Regions from separate parts of the Homo sapiens genome. Here region 2 is linked to region 1. A link is a contact called in ENCODE Hi-C or POLR2A ChIA-PET data. All regions are on one chromosome and are shown on one strand. Each heading gives the region's core, a stretch centred on a gene start or an enhancer-like site at or near the end of the contact. The rest is flanking DNA. Distances are from core to core; before and after follow the strand shown.

Region 1 (6,581 bases), core at 1,690-4,189:
TGAATATTATAATAACTACATCTATTTTCTAGTTTCCATTTTTATTTAGTTTAAAATTGTTGAATTTAATAAACTAAAAAGAAACTTTCCAAATAATGCTGATAGCCAGGATACAAAAGTTTTCCTGTTTTAGACTTGTTAATGAGAGAATTGTGAGTTTCTACAGAAAAGAACACTGTCTTATCCTCCAAATTATCCTTCATATCCGGCAAACAGTATGCACTACATATGGAATTTTGGCATCAAAGAGACAATAAGTATATGAAATATTCATTTTCCCTTACTTTTTTGTCTCCCTTTTGCAAGTGTTCTTTCATATGTAGAAAATTAAACCACCATGCAAAAGAGTGCAGTCTCTGATGAAAAGCTGAGATAAGTATGAAATTAAAAGTTTGAACGACTTAAAATGAAAATACTGAAAGAAGCCAGTTATGAGGTGGTTGGTAAGTCTGCACCCTTTTGACATTGCTTGCCAACTCCAGTACTTGTCTGTTAGATAATAACTGCAATTACTCTACCTACCATCTAACTCTCAGAGTCTCTGTTGATTATTATAGATAGCTCAGGTGTCATTTTATAAAAATTGGAAAACAAATTGATTTTGTTTTTCTGCACCACTACCATCAAAAAGCAGTCTGTATGCCTGTCATTAGCAGAACTGTGTATATAATTTACACATAAAGCTATCATAGACTTATCCCAGACAGTATGCCAGAGGATAATGTGGAAATTATGCTCTTTTGTGTAACTGGGAAGGTCTCCAAGAAGAGTGCCATTTCTTGGAACAGCAGAAGTCTTTTCTCACATGAGCTAGATGACAGAGGAGTGTTATGCAACTCACCCATGGATGCTGGCGGCCAAGTGACACCCAGAATTCTGATTCTGCATTATGTAATTGGAAATCCCTGCAGTGCAGTAACTTTTCAATGTGCAGGATGATCTAAATTAATGTCTCCCTTCTACTCAGGGAGAACTAGACTGTCAATGATTTCATTTGATGTTTTTTTGTTTTTGTTTTTTGTTTTTTTTTTGGGAAGAGATAACATTAGAGAAAATTGTAATGAATGTTTCTGCATGTCTGTTTTGTGCCGTTCCTTTTATTTTCTCACATCTGTGAGATTGTGAGCTTAATGTATTTTAGGTGTGTGTGTGTCTGTGTATGTTTACATTTGCTCAGTTGCTGTGAAGTACTAAGAAGGTGCCTTGGCTATTATACATATCACTTTTGCATATAAAACATGGTTGCTTAGTGGCCAAAACGTGGGACATATTCTTCCTATGGCAACAACTAGGTCTTTTGGCACACTCCAAAGATGATGCCTTTGGTTATTTTGCAATTGTTACTGTAGGATCTGTTGCCTGTGACTCTCTTAACTTCCTGAATGTGTTTTCCTTTCTTTCAACCTGAAGTCAAAGGCATTACTACTCTTTGACCTGATTTCTCATACATGAGTGTTTACCTATGACATTTTCAAAATAAAAATGTGTTTCAATGAAAATTGTTCCCTTTGGTTCATTTTCAGTGTTGTTTTATATTAATACTAAACAAGGTCTTTTACCTGGAGGAAAATAATACTGATTATTTAGAAACTGGCATTTTAACTGTTCCCTCATGACTTCAAATGCATATGGGATCCTTTTACCCACGATTACCCCTTGCTTTGACTCTTTAGATGTTTTAAAAGGGAAATGTCTTTATATAAAAAATGTGCCTGGGCAATGAAAGAGAAGAATGTATATTTTGCAGAAAACCAAGCTCTTCCTCCATCACTAGCAAAATTTCTAGCTCAGTCTAATCCTCCACTTTCTCTTTCTTGAATTCCAGCAACAACCTCCCAGCTTGTTTCTCCATAGGTACTCTGACGCCCTCTAAATTGTTGTTTGCATGAACAATTCATATTTGATTATATTAACCCCTTCTTCTCTTCTATATACCTATGCTTAAAATTCTTTAATGGTGTTCCTTTGTCCTTAGGAAAAGAAGACAAACTCTTCAATATGGCTTACAAGGCTTGGCTTCCTTTTCCAGCCTCATCTCATTCACTCCATGCTTTCCCTTTTCTGAGCTCCAGTCTCACTTTCCCTTTTTCATGCCCTGAAAGCCCCATGCTCCCTGTTACCCACACGTAGCTCCTTGTACTTTAAACATGATTGTTCGTAGCTTTCACTCTGTTAGTTTCATGGTTTCTTCAAATACTAACTAAGTTATCACTTCCACAGAGAAGCTTTCCCTCTCCAACATAATTTGTTTTTTTCCCACAGAATTATATTCCCATAGCACTGGCTTTTTCTCCTTTATATCACTTAATATAGATGAAAATTTACATTTATTTTGTGTAATTACTTTAATATTTATCTTTCTTATTACACAAAGGCAGGGATTATGTTTTTCAGTTTTTGTTTGTTTGATTTTGCTTAACTTTGTATCCCACCACCTAAAATAATGCCTGCAATGTGGTAGCAGCTCTATAAACACCTTTTTTTCTTCAGATAAATGAAAAAAAATGAAATCATATGGCAAGAATTTGAAATAAATCTTTACTAAGTCTACTGTGATTATTTAAGACTAGAAATTATGGCCATTAAGCTACCTAATTGTATTAGAGTTTTCTTGGATCAGATGATTTTGGCAAACAAATTGAACTTGAAAGAGGGGATTGCTGTAATTTCATCTGAATGGACTCTACATGGAAAGTGTCTTGACACATGAAAGAAGACGAATCTGGGATGGATGCTAACCTTTTTGGTCTTCACAAATAGAGATTGGGAGTTGATCAGCATGTCCAAAATGCCAATGTGAGGAAATATGTAGTCATACTGTAACAACATTTATTGAGTTATTACTCTGTGTTAGACATGCTAAGTTCTAAACCTGTGTAACTCATTTATATTCTCAGCAGTCTTCTGAGATGTTCGTAGTATTGTCATCTACATTTCATAGAAGAAGAAACTGAAACAGGTTAGGTAACTTACTCGTGGTCACAGAGGTAATTGGTGGATTTGAGGATTCACAGGATTCTAAAATCGAGTTGCTGCACTGCCTTCTTTAAAAAATTAACATTTTTGAGTTTTGTCTAGGAAGTGGGAGTAGGAAATGAACAATTTGTTTTGTCATAAGTAGAAGTATGAGAGGAACACTTATCTTTAAGAATAAGTGCAGACTTTTTGCTCTCCTCAAAATATCATCTTCATTATAATTCCAAAAATATAATGAAAGAAAAATTAAAATGATAACCTATCTTATTCTTACAATTAACTTAAGATTTTTTTGAGTTATTTCCATCTATATACTGGAATCTTAATACTGACCTTGGCATTAAAGTCCAGGTAGTATTAATAATATGAATGTTACATTTGTGTTATTATTCTACAGTTTATTAAGTGCTTTTACTTATATAGTGGATTTAATTCTTCTGAATACTTCATAATTATATCCATTTTAATAATATGAAGGTGAGTGTTAGAGCTCTCAAGCATACAGTAGACGGCTAAGTTAGGGCTAGCCTATAGATTCTCTGACTTTGGTCCAGCACGAAGGCTTTTCTATGACAAAGCCCTTTAAATGCATGAAACTTATAGAGCCATCTTCTTCTGGAATACATATCTGCATATAAAGGGTCTGAGCACTACTCAGCATATGCTGAAATATTTTGTTGCAATGTGTTTTGAGTTCTGCTGTGAAATTTTAGTAAAATTGATTAAACAGTTTTTCCTATGGAAAAGAGAAAAATGAAATCATTTTAAAAAGAGAATCACCATTCAAGATACACACACATATACATATTTTCTTCATATATACTTTATACATAAGCATTAGTATTTATTTTACAAGACTGCAAAAGAATTATGATTAACATTTTCTTCAGAGCTCATTAGAATCATGATTTCTAGTAAACAATAAACTGACCTTAATGTTGCTATTTTCTTATTGTTAGCTGCTGGGAATAACAACAAATACAAAACATTTAAATATATGGTAAAACAATTAAAATGGCATTTTTGTGATATGTCATATTAAGGCACAAAGGGCAGAGTTTTTAATGTAATAATTATGGCCTTTATTTTCCTGAAAGTTTGTTTTCTTCAAGTTTTCTTTTTAATCTTGCTCTGTTTACATCAAAGCTTTAAAACTATCTTCAGTGTAACCTTAGCACAGGAAATGAATGACAGCAGGGTAGCTGGTCTGACCTCAAGACCTCCATATTTTTACTTTGAGGGCCTCAGCGCTCACATGTACTGAAACTCTACCAGCATATAGCAAAGTGCAGTGAAAATAAAATCAGAAAAGACTTCCTCAAGGTTGTTTTTTTTTTTTTCATAGCCCAAATAATAGTATCATGTGCATTTCCCATCAGGTTTGGTTTAGAATTTTCCATACTGTGTTTATATTGATACGTTGCCACAGTGCCTCCTACTGTGGTAGGAAGTTGGGAAATCTATGGTTGTATAAAAGTATGATAAAGAAATGAATTCAATTTTATTTTTAATTAGAACATCCCTAGATATAAACTGATAAGGTCAGCCAGGAGTTGTATCAGAATTTGCAGTTGGTTATCTAAAATCAAAATCGCAGGAGGCAATGTTCCTATGTTCTAAGTTGAAAGCTGAAATGTTGCAATGTTTATGTTTTTTAGCAAAATACAGTAAGTAGTTCCTTTTTAACAGTTTTGACCTTTTCAAAGAAATTAAAGGCCAGAAAACCTCACATGTTGTTGTAGTCCTCCATCGGTGAAGCAGAAAATGTTATCAAGTATTGTATGTCTTGTTTCTGGTGTGGTCTTTGCAACACAATTGTGAAAAGCCTTTGCTACTTGGGAAAAGAGAAAAAACCCTGACGCTGAACACGTGACAGATAATAGCAGTGAACATGAGCTCAGAGACCTGGGAGGGAGTCCTAGTCCTGCTACTTACTAGTCTTAGGACAGGCTCTTCGCTGCTAAGTGACAGAAAGTATAGCTCGCAATTCCAGCCCTACTGTGTTCGAAATTGGTGGGTTCTTGGTCTCGCTGACTTCAAAAATGAAGCCATAGACCCTTGTGGTGAGTGTTACAGTTCCTAAAGATGGTGTGTCCAGCGTTTGTTCCTTCAGATGTTCAGATGTGTCCGGAGTTTCTTCCTTTTGTTGGGCTCATAGTCTCACTGGCTTCAGGAGTGAAGCTGCAGACCTTTGCGGTGAGTGTTACAGCTCCTAAAGGTGGCGCATCTGGAGTTGTTTGTTCCCTCCGGTGGGGTTTGTTGTCTCACTGGCCTCAGGAGTGAAGCTGCAAACTTTCGCCGTGAGTGTGACAGTGACAGTTCACAAAGCACCCAGAGTTGTTCCTTCTTCCCATTCCCAGTTGTCTGTCCCTCCCTGTGGGTTCGTGGTCTTGCTGGCTTCAGTAGTAAAGCTGCAGACTTTCACAGTGAGTGTTACAGCTCATAAAAGCAGCACAAACCTAAAAAGTGAGCAACAGCAAGAGTTATTATGAAAAGCAAAAGAACAAAGCTTCCACAAAGTGGAAGAAGACCCAAGCAGGTTGCCGGAGAGGGTTTGGGTGGCCTGCTTTTATTCCCTTATCTGGCCCCACCCACATCCTACTGATTGGTCCACTTTACAGAGAGCTGATTGGTCCGTTTTACAGAGTGCTGATTGGTCCGTTTTGACAGAGCGCTGATTGGTGCATTTACAATCCTTTAGCTAGACACAAAAGTTCTCCAAGTCCCCTACCCGATTAGTTAGACACAGAGCGCTGACTGGTGCGTTTACAAACCTTTAGCTAGACGCAGAGTGTTGATTGGTGCATTTACAATCCTTTAGCTAGACAGAAAAGTTCTCCAAGCCCCCACCTGACCCAAAAGCCCAGCCGGCTTCATCTCTCAATGGCACTACCCACGGGACTTTGGGGTACATAGCCAGGGCACTCTGGCAGCCCAGAGGGAGCTCCTCCCACGATCAAGCGCAGCAGGCGCCCGCAGGCCGAGCTGAGTGCAGGGGCTGCGGAGCCCGCGCCCACCCCAAACCCGCACCTGCCTGCGAGCGCCTTGCGCAGCCCCGGCTGCCACGGGCGCCTCTTCCTCCACACCTCCCTACGAGCAGAGGGAGCCGGCTCCGGCCTTGGCCAGCCCCAGAGAGGGGCCCCCACAGCGCAGTGGTGGGCTAAAGGGCTCCTCCAGTGTGGCCAGAGTGGACACCCAGGCCGAGGAGGCATGGAGAGCAAGCGAGGGCTGCTAGCAAGTTGTCATCTCTTACTACCTACCATTGCTGTAGTGCAGCCACAGCATCTTATGTATGGTGGATTTGTGAAGCTTTACACTACTGTTACATGGTTTCTCAATCATATTTATCGTTTATACAAGAGCTCACAAATTAACAATTCTTTTACCTTGTTTCCAAATACCAGCATAGTCACAAAATGAATGACTCAGGAAGTGTAGATCTAGAAGAACCAGATAATTGCACATAAGTTTGGTGAGATCAGCATGGTTGTTATGTTGTGGGTGTACTTTGTTAGCTGTCTTTATTTTTATTCTCAGCCCTTTGTAGTGCTTTAAATGGCAGAGGTTTTGAGAATGGGTGTCCCAATGACGTTACTGAGGGCTGA
Region 2 (6,581 bases), core at 1,741-4,240, 650 kb after region 1:
GCTGGGATGGGCCACTGAACTCCAGCCTGGGCAACAGAGTGAGACTCCATCTCAGAACAAAACAAGAGACACAAACCTTCCAAGAACAAGATTTTTTTTTTTTTTAAATCATAAGGCAGTCTAAACTAAGACTAGGGCAGAGAAGAATTCTCTAAATCTCCAGGGCTGAAGTCTGCTAATAGTCTCAATTATGGAATCAAGTAGAACTGAATATATCTGTCTGAAGCAGCAGCACTTGGGTTAAATTTTTATAATCCAGAGATTCCTGAAAATATGGGTTTCCATCTATATCTTCAAGATTTTAAAAGCTCACCAAAGTCAATTCTCCCAGAGCAAAATGAGGTATAAACTGCCCACTACCCCTCTCGGCTTGTCAGTTTTCAATCTTCAAAATTATTGGAATCAAATATCCACTATACATAATTAAATATGTGTACTACTAAAGACATTAGTATTTATTACTAACATGAATAATATCTGTCCTGTCTGTATCATGCACCACTGTGAGGCCTGAAAAAAAGGGGATGTAGTGCAAGAGTAACACAGTAGCACTAGTAATACCATCAAGCAGGGATAGCCCAAGCGCAGTACTGTTACACACATGGTTTTGAAAAGCAGGTTGCAAACCATAAAATGATCCAAAGGTTAGGTAATTCTGTCACCTTTCCCTTCCTTACTGAGGCTAGCTGTTCTGGTGAACATATTTGGATTCAATTCAATGTTTTATTGAGTGTCTTCTAAGTACAAGTTAGTATGATAGGTGGTGAAACTCAAACTATCCCCTTGGCTCAAAGCAACATTTTCAATGTTACTGCTCAGCCGCACTTATACACAGCCTGGAAAACCTGTAAGAGCTCTGCTGCTGCTGAAGACCAAGGATTTCTTTTGTTTTTCTCCATTTTCCTTAGTCATTTTACATGAACAGGGAGAAAGAATGTTAGGATCTTCCTTCATCTAACAAATGAATCATTTTGTTTTGTTAGCATGAATACTATCTGGAACATACAGCTATAATGGTAAAGACTGAATTCTAGAGTCAGCAGACCTGTTTTCAACTCTTAACAGTTGAGTTATTTAACATCATCAATTCAATTCAGACTTTGATCGTATGTCAAATTGGATTGAGGATAGGATCTATCTCATGGGAAGGCTGTGAAGATTAAGGGGGATAACAAATATGAAGTATGTAGCGCAGTAAGGACTCAAATATTAATCATTTTAAATTAGTAATTGTATTATTTCTAAACTGGGTGCTTGCTAAAGAAGATACACAGATTGTAAAATGAGATCTCCATTGTCAAGTATAGAATCCTTCTACATGGAATAAGCTGTACACCAATAATGTCATTTACCCTAAGAGACATATAGAAACTCTTTGTTATCCAGAATGCCATCTATGCAAAATATATTTAAGAGATGGGAAGTGAAAAATGAATCAATGCAGCTAAACTAGGTACCAGACAGTACATATATACCTTGTACAAGTGATGGGTCCAAAATAGTAGATGACTAATTGCCAACAGTAGATTTTTGTTGTAGTTACCTACAAGAGTAATCATGATTCTTCTCATGTGGCACTATTATTATTGATCTTTCACAGAAAGAGTCATGTTATCCATGCTCATGTGCAATGGACAAAGCTTTTCCAACTTCGTCCTGTTCTAGATGTTACATGCCAGAAGTTCACTCCTGCAATCAGCAAGTGGGACACAGGTAGAGAAAGACAGAGATTTCAAAGCCACACAGACAGAGCAGTCATTCCCAGACAGTCACTAACTCCACACCCACATTCAGTAGAGAGCACTGAAGGAAAGCCTTATCTGCACTTTCGAAGCTGATACGACAGATTTTAAGGTCTATCACTGAGCATCTGTGGACTCAGAGATAGAGAATGTCCTGAAAAATAGTAATAAGGTCCATGATAGAAGGAAATAACATGAGCTAAAATACACATAAAGGATTTAGAAGAGTTCTGCGAATGTGGAAAGTCCTTAAGAAAAGTGAGCTTTTATTATTATTTTTTGTAGGAAAAAAGCGACTTGGACCCACAAAACAGCAACAATGGAAACTGGACAGCTGAAAAATATGTAGAACCATTGGCAACTTAGAAATTTAGACCCCCAAATCACCAAAGAATATTTTATTTTTTCAACAGAACAAATTCCTTAGTAGATAGGGGCACTTGTAATACACTTGAAGACTTTCTTGTGGTTGATTTCATGTGTGGGTTAACTCTAAAGTAATCTGCATATACAGATTATTCCTTAGTTTTAAATTTGTCATCTTTATAAAGTTCCAACCTAAAACCCTTCCAGGTATTATTACACCCGAGAGTATACGGATCTACCTTAGCTGTTAAAGTCTGAGGGCCCACCCAGAGCGGGCAGATCAGATAAGCACGTCACCCCACAGGAAGCTGCTTTCAGTTGTTTGCTGGGGCATGCCTTGGTATCAGTCACAGATGTTACTCAAAGATGAGACCCCTTCAGCCCTTATTCAAAGCCCTTTTACTCTTCTTTGTTCCAATTCTGTAATAAACATTTATCGAATTTTAGATACTGACAAGGCCAGGAATATATGTCTGGCCAGCCACAGCCAGGTAAACATCATACGCAAACTAAAAGACAAATGCAGTCAGGGGAGCTGTGAACACGTTCAAGCCCCTGAACTATGACCTGTGCTTTGAGTTCTGTGTGAGACTGAAAAAGACAAACAGAAGAGTTGCCTGTTAGAGATAGTTTTGTTTTTCTGGTTTTAAAGATATAATCCTTAGATTTGTAAATCATTCTTGGTAAGGGGGAGACACTGCTTTCCAGTTGTCTACCATTTCACTTACCTGAACTTTTTGAATGCACAGTCCTATACATTCTTTGTCAGTACATTGATTTTAAAGTCGTTTTATAAAAGTTAATGACTCACGGGGCCATCTGTGCAACTTAAACACAATGGCAACCTATGCAGGTGGTTGCTGTGTGTCATATACTGTGCCTGCTGTGTATATTTCTTCTAATTAGTCATACATCCTGAATCAGTTAAGGATGACTGTGGTGAGAAATACAAATCATACCAGGACTGCTTTTAGCCTGACCTATGGTGAACTTGAATGAGTAAAGTACTCCCTGGAGAGAAAATTGCTCACTGTATAGGTAGGCGTACTCCTTTCTTTCAAGGCAACAGGATACATTTAACAACAAGGAAAAAGGAGTTTATCAAATATATCCTGAGTAAGACCCTTTGGTGGCGGGTTGTTTTTCAGGCTCAATTTCTTGGCTTCTCAGATCTATCCTTTAGAAAAAAAAAAAAAGAGTAGTCCAAAAGCTGAAATTCATCAAGAAACATATCCTGTTCATGAAGGAGTCCTAGTGGAGGATGGAAACAACTTTAATTTAGGTTCTAGTAAGCAGTCTGGGATGATTTTCAGATAAACCATGAAGCCATCAACTTGTATTTAATTTGCTGTCATAAAATTTAATTACTCTCAAGCAAAACAAGTTCTAATTAGATGTGATATGAAAAAATTAAAACACAGCATATTAACAAGTGAAACTGATCTCTAGATAATAAAAGTGAGAGAAAGTACATATTGAACTTAAGGAGTGGTCTGGAAAGAGTACCAACAACTAAACGAGGAAAATTTAGTGTGGTCGTGGTAGGAGGAAAGGTAGCCAAAGGAAAGAATCCTGTGTTAATGAGCCTCTGGTCAGTGACTGAGACTGTAGAAAAGAGTAAAAAATAAAATGAAAAAAGTCAAAGGAATTCTAGGTTGTCTGCACTCACCTCATTATACAACAGATGAAGAAACTGAGGCCTCTCATGGCAAAGTGACTTGTTCAAGGACACAAAGCAAGACAATGTTATTACTAAGGCATATGTGTGTCCTCTTCTTCATTGTTAGGTAATGTATGCTAAAGTATAGTGGGCACTGTCTTCATATTTGGATGTGAAGAGAGGCAGTTTCTAGTAGTATTTAAGATGATAGGTAGACTACCAATAAAATAATTTGCTAAATATACATGATACTCATTTAAAATAGATTCCTTCTACCAGTAATGTCACAACTGGTAGTGTATGGAGGGTTTTGTCCATGTAATCCAAATTTGTGGCAAATTTTAGAAATTTTTCTTGGGAAAGGATATTTAATAAGAAAGTGATACAAACTTGAAATATAGCTTTAACAATCAATAAATTATCTAAGTACTTTTAAATGGACTGGAAGACCGAAGAAGATGTACAGATGGCAAACAAGTGTATGAAAAGGTGATCAACATCATTTGTCACTGGGAAATTAAAAATTAAAACAACAATGAGATTATACTACACACCTATTAGAGTGGCTAAAATTCCAAAAACAGATAATATCAATTGCTGGTGAGGATGTGGAAAAAGGAACTCTCATTGATTGCTGGCAGAAATGCAAAATAGTCTAGCCATTTTGGAAAGCAGTTTGGCAGTTTGCAGGAAGCTAAACATAGTCCTAACATATGATCTAGCAATTGTTCTAGGTGTTTACCCAACTGAATTGAAAACTTATGTCTACCCCCAAATCGCCATGCAAATGTTTAGAGCAGCTTCATTCATAATTGTCCCAAACTGGAAGCAACCAAGATGTTCTTCACCAGGTGAATGAATGAAAAAAAAAAAAAAAAAACTATGGTACATCCATACAATGGAGTACTATTCAGTAATAAAAAGGAAATGAGCCATCAAGGAATGAAAAGACATGGATGAATTTTAAATGCATATTGCTATGTCAAAGAAGTCTGTCTGAAAGGCTATATGCAGTATGATTCCAATTATATGACATTCTGGAAAAGACAAAACTACAGAGATGGAAGCAATTAGTGATTGCCAGAGGTTTGGTGTGGGAGAAGGGGAGCACAGAACAAGTGCGGCTCAGGAGAAGTTTTAGAGCAATGAAGCTATTCTGTATGGTATAACTGTGGATAAGTGTCACTATGTATTTGTCAAAATCCATAGAAATGTACAATAGAGAGAGGAGAGCTTAATGTATACAAATTAAAGAAAAATCATTTATGAGGTTGGGAGAATCCCAAGATGAAATGTCCAACATGACAAAGATTGTAACTGTATTACAAATGTGTGAAACAACCTCACTGTAGGTTTTATAGGGGAAGGTTACTGACCTAAGTAACTGGAAATGAGTGAGGCCTGTATGACTAAAAAAGATGGCAAAAGAAATTATACATAAGCACTATATACTCATTAATGAAGTTGTTTCCCACAGGGATAAAAGTTTTAATACCATTATACACATATACTAAAATTGAACAATTAAATAAATGGATGATGAGTATTAGATGTCAGATATCTCACTTTTGGAAAGAGAGGTTACAGATAAACAAGGGGACGAGGCCAGAATAACCCACGTGGTAACGGATTAGTCAGAAGCATCAGTATGAATTCATGTTTAGCTTCATATAGCTAAAACATGGTCACATATGGAAATATTTAGAGATATGTGCATATGTATAGGCTAGTATTCACACAGATATCTTGCTGATCTGTCAGCTGAGAGGCCCAAGAAGCAATGACAGTTTAGTAGCATGGACACTAAGCATCGAGTTCTTGGGTTCCCATACCATTCTGCAATAAAAGGAATGAGGGCTTCTTGGGGGAAATGTCTGATTCTAAGACTGGAACAAGAAATATACAAGTAAGATTTGTGTATTTGTAGTACCACAAAAAAGGAAGTACTCAGAAAAAGCCAAAAAACAAACAAAACACAATGATAGGGGCACATCAAAGGGACACAAGATCTCACTGAAAGAGCTCCCAGTAGTAAAAATTGGAACAATTTGAGCAACCATAATAAATAAAGTAGCATCAGATTATAACCCAAAGTATAAAATAAATATTCAAGTAGCATTGGATTATAATCTAAGGTATAAAAATTATTCAACCAAAATAAATAAAGTAGCATCAGATTATAATCCAAAGTATAAAATAAATATTCATGAATCCATACTGACATAAATGATTGAATAAATAAATAAATAGAAGGAGAAGAGACCACCTCCCTTGCAGAAATATTTCAAATAATTTAGGTAGATAGTCCTCAAGGAGGTAGAGCATAATTCCCGAGTCCTTAAGTGGGAGCTGTGCATAGGGACTCCCTACCAACGAGTACATGATAGAAAGCGGTGAGGAGAATAACTTCATAGTGGAGACACGTGATAAACACATCTCAGCCAGGTGATCACCACCAACAGTGATATCAATATATCACCGTAGTGATGGCAATATGCCCTTGACAGATGTGATGAAAATGGCATTTTAACTTTTTGAGCTTTCTCCCAAAAACGCATAACCTCAGTTTAATTGTTAGTCAAATCCCAACCGAGGGATATTTTATAAACTATCGGACCAGTACTTCTCAAAACTAAATGTTATCAAAAACAAGGTATGAGCCAGACGTGATGGCTCATGCCCGTAATCCCAGCACTTTGGGAGGCCAAGGCAGGAGGATCACTTGAACCCAGGAGTTTGGGATAATGAGACCTCGTCCCTGCAAAAATTTAAGAAAAATTGGCGGGGTGTGGTGGTGCACGCCTGTTCCAGCT

What was found. A loop is a pair of places that touch in the nucleus more often than their neighbours do. ChIA-PET counts read pairs that join two places held with the same protein, here RNA polymerase II (POLR2A). Pooled maps may share reads with other maps.
Region 2: a pooled map shows a loop between it and region 1 (19-fold over the local background). The contact joins two enhancer-like sites. A Hi-C loop is called at or near these places in 1 of 50 pooled maps. POLR2A ChIA-PET finds 5 or more read pairs at or near these places in 2 of 52 experiments (PC-9 and activated T-cell).

What each region holds. Positions count from the first base shown.
Region 1 is chr2:181,139,797-181,146,377 of GRCh38, forward strand. The region is part of intron 1 of LINC01934 (long intergenic non-protein coding RNA 1934); the gene reads left to right. Among named protein-coding and RNA genes, the nearest start is that of LINC01934, 19 kb to the left of the region's middle. Within about 2 kb of position 2,940, at least 3 of the 41 ENCODE cell types and tissues checked have a DNase peak (open chromatin) inside an H3K27ac peak, as active enhancers do.
Region 2 is chr2:181,788,446-181,795,026 of GRCh38, forward strand. No RefSeq gene overlaps it. Among named protein-coding and RNA genes, the nearest start is that of ITPRID2, 100 kb to the right of the region's middle. RefSeq lists an enhancer at 2,278-3,477. Within about 2 kb of position 2,991, at least 9 of the 41 ENCODE cell types and tissues checked have a DNase peak (open chromatin) inside an H3K27ac peak, as active enhancers do.